2 separate regions of the Homo sapiens genome follow, and region 1 is linked to region 2. The links are chromatin contacts, found by Hi-C or POLR2A ChIA-PET in ENCODE. All regions are on one chromosome and are shown on one strand. Each heading gives the region's core, a stretch centred on a gene start or an enhancer-like site at or near the end of the contact. The rest is flanking DNA. Distances are from core to core; before and after follow the strand shown.

Region 1 (3,698 bases), core at 288-2,787, 39 kb before region 2:
CATGGAATGCCTGGTGCCAGCCTTTGGAGCTGTCAGTTCAGCTCCCTGGCATCCTTCAGCGTGCATTTCCAAAATCAGAACACAGTGAATTCAATTTGAGATTATCATTCTTACCACAAACTTCATTGCTCTATAAAGGAAAACAAGAGTTAAACCCACCAAAAGAAATCATTGATTTCAGAAATGGAATCTCACATCACACGCAGATCTCCTCATGTTGGTCTCCTATTCTAATGGCTGGTCCCTGATAACCTACAGGATGCCTGACTTAACAACGCTGTCCCAGACCTGCAGGACATCTAGGTCCTCTCCAGCTATGTCTATGTCTGTGTCTGTGTACTCATACACAAGTGCATACTTGCACACTATACCATAAATGGTCTCCCCTGCTTTTTATAAGACTCAGGTCAGGGACCACCCTGTCCATGTAGCCTTTTCTGGCCGATACATCAGTACTGCTGAAATTCCTTCCCACTCCTTTCTTTGTATCCACATTATATGCTATACATAATTCTATTATAGTACCTACTATAACCCACCATAATCATTTGTTTACATGTCTTTCTCTCTTTACCAAATTGTGAACTCTTTGAGAATAGGGACTTTTAAAAAATATCTTAAGGCCAGGCACAGTGGCTCATGCCTATAATCCCAGCCCTTTGGGAGGCAGAGGCATGCAGATCACCTGAGCTCAGGAGTTCAAGACCAGCCTGACCAACATGTGAAACCCCATCTCTACTAAAAATACAAAATTAGCCGGGTGTGGTAGCGCATGCCTGTAATCCCCACTACTCGGGAGGCTGAGGCAGGAGAATCGCTTGAACCCAGGAGGCGGAGGTTGCAGTGAGCCGAGATCGCGCGCCATTGCACTCCAGCCTAGGCAACAAGAGTGAAACTCCGTCTCAAAAAAAAAAAAATCTTACACTAGACTATAACAAGGTAGGTACTTAATAAATACTGACTGATTGCTAGATGGATGGGCGAATTTCTAAATACAGAACTTCCTGTGTTACAAAATGGTTGTTAGAACATAACATCCTCCTTTCCTAAACTTATAAAGCTGCCTAGCTTGCTGTTATTGCTTTAATGAGGTCCATCCTCACTATGGAAGCAAAGCTCAACATATGAAATATACCTAAAGATAATAGAAAGCATCATCTCTAGAGAGAAACGTTCATATGTGTTACCTAGTGAACATTAACTGTGAAAATTGAATTTTTTGAAACCATTTTCCCTGTGTTCTGAACCAAATTCCTATCTGTTGTTCAACCTTGGAGAGGTTAGGAAAACCCCAGTGAAGAGAGACTGAAAGTGAATCGGTCATCATTTACCACTCTTTAAAATGTCTTGTTTCAGACAGAAGGAAAAAACTGTATTTCATGCACTCTACCACACAGGAGGAAATAAAAAGGAAAGGAAGTAACCAGTGCTTGGGAGAGGTAGGGCTGTGGAGTCGTGCATTGTCCGGGCACAGGGCGTGGCCGGGGCTCTGACACAGTGAACCATTGTTCCCGGTGCTAATGGAGAGTGGGTGTGCCTAGGAGAGGATGTGTACTGGCCCTCAGGGAGGAAGATGCCAGCCACGCTGTGCTGACATAGCAGGGACTGCCGACTGGAGCCCTGAGCTGTGCTGCCATTTGACTCTCTGGCCTGATGAGGTGCGACAGAGATGTCAATTTTCTGGAACATTGCACAGATCACATATTTATGCAAATGCTTTTCTGTATCTACAATCAAAAATGGTCATCTCAGAGAAGGAAATTTACTAAGCCAACAGAAACCTCAATTTTTACAACTTAAATGTGGCTCTTTCCCTCTCTGACACCAAAATAGTTTCAAAAGCTAGGAAGTCATTAAGAATGGCTTGTCTGTCATTCCTACTTAGACAAGGTGTGGGATTGATAAGGACACAGAACAAAAGAATTCACTGAACAGGAAAAGGACCCTCAGACTAACAAGACTGTTCTTGAATCCGCATCGACCCCCTTTCCTGCCGTGACCGACGCCGCATCCCTCCCGTTTCTTTTGTTCATTCAAGTGCTATCATCATACCTGTTCTGCAGCTCTGTTGACACTAGCATTCTTTGAGTATAAGAGTGGTGTCTGATTTCATATGCTTGCTTTATTTTTCCACCGATTTGGCTCTCTCCTGAGCTTCCCTTTACTGTCCAATTTTGAATCTTGAACTACGTTTTATCTTTCTAAGCCTCTAGGCTGCATTAATTTCATTCACTCCACTTCAACCTAATATTCCACTGGGTAAGCTTTTCCTGTATGGTGAGACTAAACTTTTAACCTCATTCCTCAGAACAACAAGTTTTCCTAAAACTTGGATCAACTTGACAGCCTCCTGTTGAATTGCCTCAGGGGTGAGAATATTCTTCCAGTTGAAAGGTAACCAGAACTGGAGACTATATTGTAAATAAGCTTTTAGTTAGGTGTGAGGTCCCAAGAGCCAATGGTCTAGAGCCATTTGGTATGAGTCCTGAAAAGCACCAAGCTTCTTTGAGGTTTGTCTACATTCAACTTAGGATACATGTGGAATTCTCTCACATCTAAACTGAATCTTTCCTTCTCAGGGACTCAGTCCATCCTGCACATGCCAAAGGCTTCTTATTCTTCTTATAGTCTGTAAAAGTGCTTTCACCGATCAGCTTAGGTCATCTGTCCCCCAAGATCTTCTGCACAGAGGGACACTCAAACCAATAACTATGTCTTCTTAGAATCATTTCGGAATGACTGATAGGAAAAAAAAATTGCCATAAAGAGGCCGAGGCGGGTGGATCACAAGATCAGGAGATCGAGACCATCCTGGCTAACACAGTGAAACCCCGTCTCTACTAAAAAAGATACAAAAAATTAGCCGGGTATGGTGGCAGGTGCCTGTAGTCCCAGCTACTCAGGAGGCTGAGGCAGGAGAATGGCGTGAACCCGGGAGGCGGAGCTTTCAGTGAGCCAAGGTCGTGCCACTGCACTCCAGCCTGGGCCACAGAGCGAGACTCCGTCTAAAAAAAAAAAAAAAATGCCATAAAGAAAATTTGAAAAAAAAAAAATAGGACACATCAGGTCTCAGAACACTGATATCCTACAGCAAGACTAAAGGGAAATAGAGCTTTATATTATGTTTTGAATAAGACTCAGAATGGTCTCAAAAATGGCCCTTTGCTCAGCAAAGGCAGGTACTAGCTTGAAAGAGGCCACCAGTGGTTCCATAGAGGGCGTAGTTCCACCTGTGCTGGTAATTTCTTTTTCCTCATTGATTTAGTGCCTCAAAACCTTCAATATCGCTTCTGTACCAGTGTGAAGTTTTCAAAGTGTTTGTTCTGGACTAAGGACTCCAGCATCCAATTAAAGCTCAATTGAGCAACATTTTTTGGTACTCTGCCTACAGGGGTTTGTTACCACAGAGAGCCTGATCCTGGAAATTAGACTTTAAATTTTCCATCACTCCTGAATTCTGGTATTTGTTGATGATAACATTAGTACTTGAGTTCTGTGCCACTTAAGACCCCTGTCTTGTGTATAATTTTCTGTACATGCATACACTGATGCACAGATTTATTGCATTGTGTGTTCATTCTTAGAGAGAAAGTGGTAATTATGCTCAAATGTGGGCCTGTTGGCCAAACTGCCTGAGTTTGAAACCTATTGATTACTAGCTGTGCGACCATAGGCAAGTTCCTTAACTTCTCAGTGCC
Region 2 (3,496 bases), core at 182-2,681:
TTGTGTCTCTCCTCCCGCTAGAATGGAAGCTGCATGGCTAAGGGCCCTGTCCATTGTGCTGGCAACTCTCTCCCTAGTGTCAAGGACGGTGCCTGGAACACAGGAGAAGGACGGTGCCTGGAACACAGGAGCTTGCTGATGGCCTGCTGAGTGGAGGAGTTAGTATTGGCCCTGGAATCCAATGGGAAGCGTTCTGGGCTGAAATTCAGAACACCTGGGGCCTGAATGCAGCTCCTGACCTTGATACCTACCACCTGTCTGATCTTAGGCAAGACCTTGACCTAGAACATTGGCCTCATCCTCCTCCCCTGGAGGTTGGAGGCCTGCGCCACTTCCAGGTCTGAAACCCAACCAGCCCGTGAAGTGCGGGAGAGTCTAGGTAGCAGGTGCTGTTCACGTCCTTCCTGATGTTCAAGCCTTGGGGGTGTTGCTGTAGTTGAACAGGAGCTCTTTCGTTTCTGTTATGGGAGTTTTTTGTCAGTGAGAAGGTTCGTGAACCTTGAAGGGGTTACTGATGTAGGTAAGGACATCTCTGGGGCCTGACAAACGGGGTGGCGCCTCTTGTCCTGGAAAATATTATAGTTGTGATTTTGCCTAAAACTGAGGATGGAGTTCCAGTCCTACTTGTGATTTTAAACATTTGTATCTTCCTTTAAGTAAATATTATTTGGGATGCAGGAAATGAAGTTTTGGAATATTTCAACAGATGGCGCTGCTGGTAGCTATTATCTGACTATAAAAATTAAATTTAATCCTTACTAATTTCAGTAATTTCATTTAAAAAAATTGTATTGCCTCCAAGGATAACACATTAGTTTGTTTAGTCCTTTATCTTACCAGTACCTCAGAGTGAATGGTTTTAACCCTTTTATAAAGCATTGCCAGCCCTGCAACCTGGGCAGCTCAATTTCAGAAGTTGCTGCGTTAATGTACTGTGCACTGTGACTCAGTGCTGTCATAGAAAATGTGCCAAAATGCTTTACTCAGAGGGAAAGATGGTTTGCATATAAGTACATTCCATTATGGCTTATGCCATAAATACAAGCCAACCCGGGGGGGATCTATTTAGATCCTTTAAATAGATGCAAATATTTTCTTAAATGGTTATACAAAGACAAATACTGTGACTAATCAGTGGACACAGAGAAAGATGCGTGCTTGCTAGAGTCTAAGGAGAAAATGTTTTGCAGAGAATGATGGCCAAAGTGTCAGAGATCCCAGTGACACTCACTCATCAGCTTCCCCCCACACCCTCTCCAACCATTTCCAGTTGGTCTTCCAGCAAGACCATTTTAATTATGTAGCCATGCACTTGCTTCTGGGTGTGGTTTCCCTGATTGCATACTTAAGTGCAGATTACAAATATTTGGCAGGATTCCTTCCTCTGTGGGAACCAGACAAGTCATAACACCAACTGAACGCTCTACACTGTTGTGCGGGAAAGAGGCCGCGTCATCTCGGGTTTCAGAGTGCAGAGCAGGAGAAACTGGCTTCAGTTCTGCTCCTCTCTCACAGCCACATGCCCCCAGCCAGCAAAGGGTCTGTAATGAGGGCTACAGACTTCGCTTCTTCTGCCACCACTGTAACCAGACCCACGGCCAAAAAGAACCAGCCAGAAAGCCCAATGTGGAGCGACTTCTTGTCTCAGAAAATGACTCCACGGCCTGTGCTTTATGGCATGATCACCCAGAATGCTAGAGAGAAATTAAGATTCGGGCATGCACGTCTATGCCAAAGGAAGACTTCACCAGGGGATATTCAGGAATTCACTGATAAGCTTAAGAAGATTTTTGCAATTGTTAGCTCTTAAAATCATTTTTAATTAGTGAAGCAGAGAAATGCTGAGTGAAACAGCCATACTTTTCCCCAACTTGATTGGGAAAATCTCCATCCTGTGCCCCTCCATTCCTTCCCATCCTTCCTCTTCACTCCGTTTTTCCTGGTAAATGTTATGGCCACGTTCTGAGCAACCAACCTCCCTGTGCTCTGTGCGGCCAGCTTGGAACTGCAGGTGGGGGAGGATGGACACCCATTTCCTGTCTCCCAATCTGGGAATCCATGGGCATAAATCTGCAAACGCTGGCATAGTCATTGTTGGCATGAATGGAGACGAGGAATATATTGTCAGCAGGCCTTTGAATTTCATTTTCAGATTAAACAGTTTTTTTTAATTAAAAAAAAACCCTTACTAAAGTCGCTTAGCAAACAAAGAGCTATACTGTTTGCATCATTGAAAACAGAAGAGCAATAGCAGTGCCAGATACTCCTCTATTACTTTGTTTGTTTGTTGTTTTTTGTTTTTGAGATGGAGTCTCGCTCTGTCACCCAGGCTGGAGTGCAGTGGCGTGATCTCGGCTCCGGCCTCAGCCTCCCAAGTAGCTTGGATTACAGGCATGTACCACCACACTGGGCTAATTTTTTTGCTGTTTATAGTAGAGACGGGGGTCTCACCATGTTGACCAGGCTGATCTCGAACTCTTGACCTCAAGTGATCTGCCCACCTCGGCCTCCCAAAGTGCTAGGATTACAGGCATGAGCCACCGCACTCAGCCTCCTCTATTACTTTTTAATTCAAGTGTCTCAAGGTGCTTTACAAGTGTTAATTAAGTCTACCTTTTTTTTAAGGTGGGTAAGTAGTTAAAAAAAAAGGGGGGGGAGAGAGGGAGCAGTTTTGTGTCATAGTATTTGAAGGAGAAAAGCAACACTTAAGCCTGACATCATTGTGGCTTCAGTGGCAGGCACAGGTTGATAATTCTAAATGGCAACTAACAGGAAGAGGATGAATAATTTACTGTGTATATTTACTTGGTGCCAGGTGCTGGACTCGGTTTAACCCCCAGCTTTAATGAGGTATAATTTATTTAAAATAAAAATCACCCACTAAGGGTGTACATTTGATGAGTTTTGGCCATATACAGTTGTGTAACCATCACCACAGCCAAGACAGGACCATCTCCAGCCCCAGCAAAAAGCTCGCTCCTCCTGCTTTGTAGTCAGTCCTGCCCCCAACACCGCCCCTTTTCTGGTCACTGTAAGTTTAGAATGTTGTGTAAATGGAATCCTTCAGTATGTGTCTTTTGTGCTGGCCTTCCTTTACCTGGCACAATGTCATTGAGATTTACCATGTTCCCCGGTGTGTCTGTTCGTTCCTTTTCATTCATTTCATAGTCTTCGTTCGTGTGGATGCATTGCCGCACAGCCGTTCACCTGAAGCTCATTTGGGTTGTTTCCTTTGGGGATGATACGAATGTTGCTGCTGTGAACATTTGCATTCCTGGTTTGTGTGGACATGTGTTTTTATTGCTCTGGTTACATACGTTTGAGTGAGCCCACGGTTCATCTGGGAAGTATGTCTGTGGCCAGGCTCAGGCTGTTTTCCACAACCGCTCTGCCCTGTTGCATTCCCACCAGCAACACGGGAGACTTCCAGCCGCCCCACATCCTGGTGTTTCCATACGACTTCAGCGGATGCTCACACAGCACGGTGAAGTCACTA

The links. A loop is a pair of places that touch in the nucleus more often than their neighbours do. ChIA-PET counts read pairs that join two places held with the same protein, here RNA polymerase II (POLR2A). Pooled maps may share reads with other maps.
Region 1: a map of heart right ventricle shows a loop between it and region 2 (2.3-fold over the local background). The contact joins two enhancer-like sites. A Hi-C loop is called at or near these places in 4 of 168 maps with a recorded cell type or tissue (CD8-positive, alpha-beta T cell, PC-3, heart left ventricle and 1 more), 5 of 37 single-sample maps with no recorded cell type and 6 of 50 pooled maps. POLR2A ChIA-PET finds 5 or more read pairs at or near these places in 5 of 52 experiments (AG04450, H1, activated naive CD4-positive, alpha-beta T cell and 1 more).

Annotation. Positions count from the first base shown.
Region 1 is chr6:1,722,655-1,726,352 of GRCh38, reverse strand. All of the region lies in intron 9 of GMDS (GDP-mannose 4,6-dehydratase), which reads left to right. Among named protein-coding and RNA genes, the nearest start is that of FOXC1, 110 kb to the right of the region's middle. Within about 2 kb of position 1,537, at least 13 of the 41 ENCODE cell types and tissues checked have a DNase peak (open chromatin) inside an H3K27ac peak, as active enhancers do; they include PC-3, where a contact is called at or near this core.
Region 2 is chr6:1,684,171-1,687,666 of GRCh38, reverse strand. The region is part of intron 9 of GMDS (GDP-mannose 4,6-dehydratase); the gene reads left to right. Among named protein-coding and RNA genes, the nearest start is that of FOXC1, 76 kb to the right of the region's middle. Within about 2 kb of position 1,431, at least 5 of the 41 ENCODE cell types and tissues checked have a DNase peak (open chromatin) inside an H3K27ac peak, as active enhancers do; they include PC-3, where a contact is called at or near this core.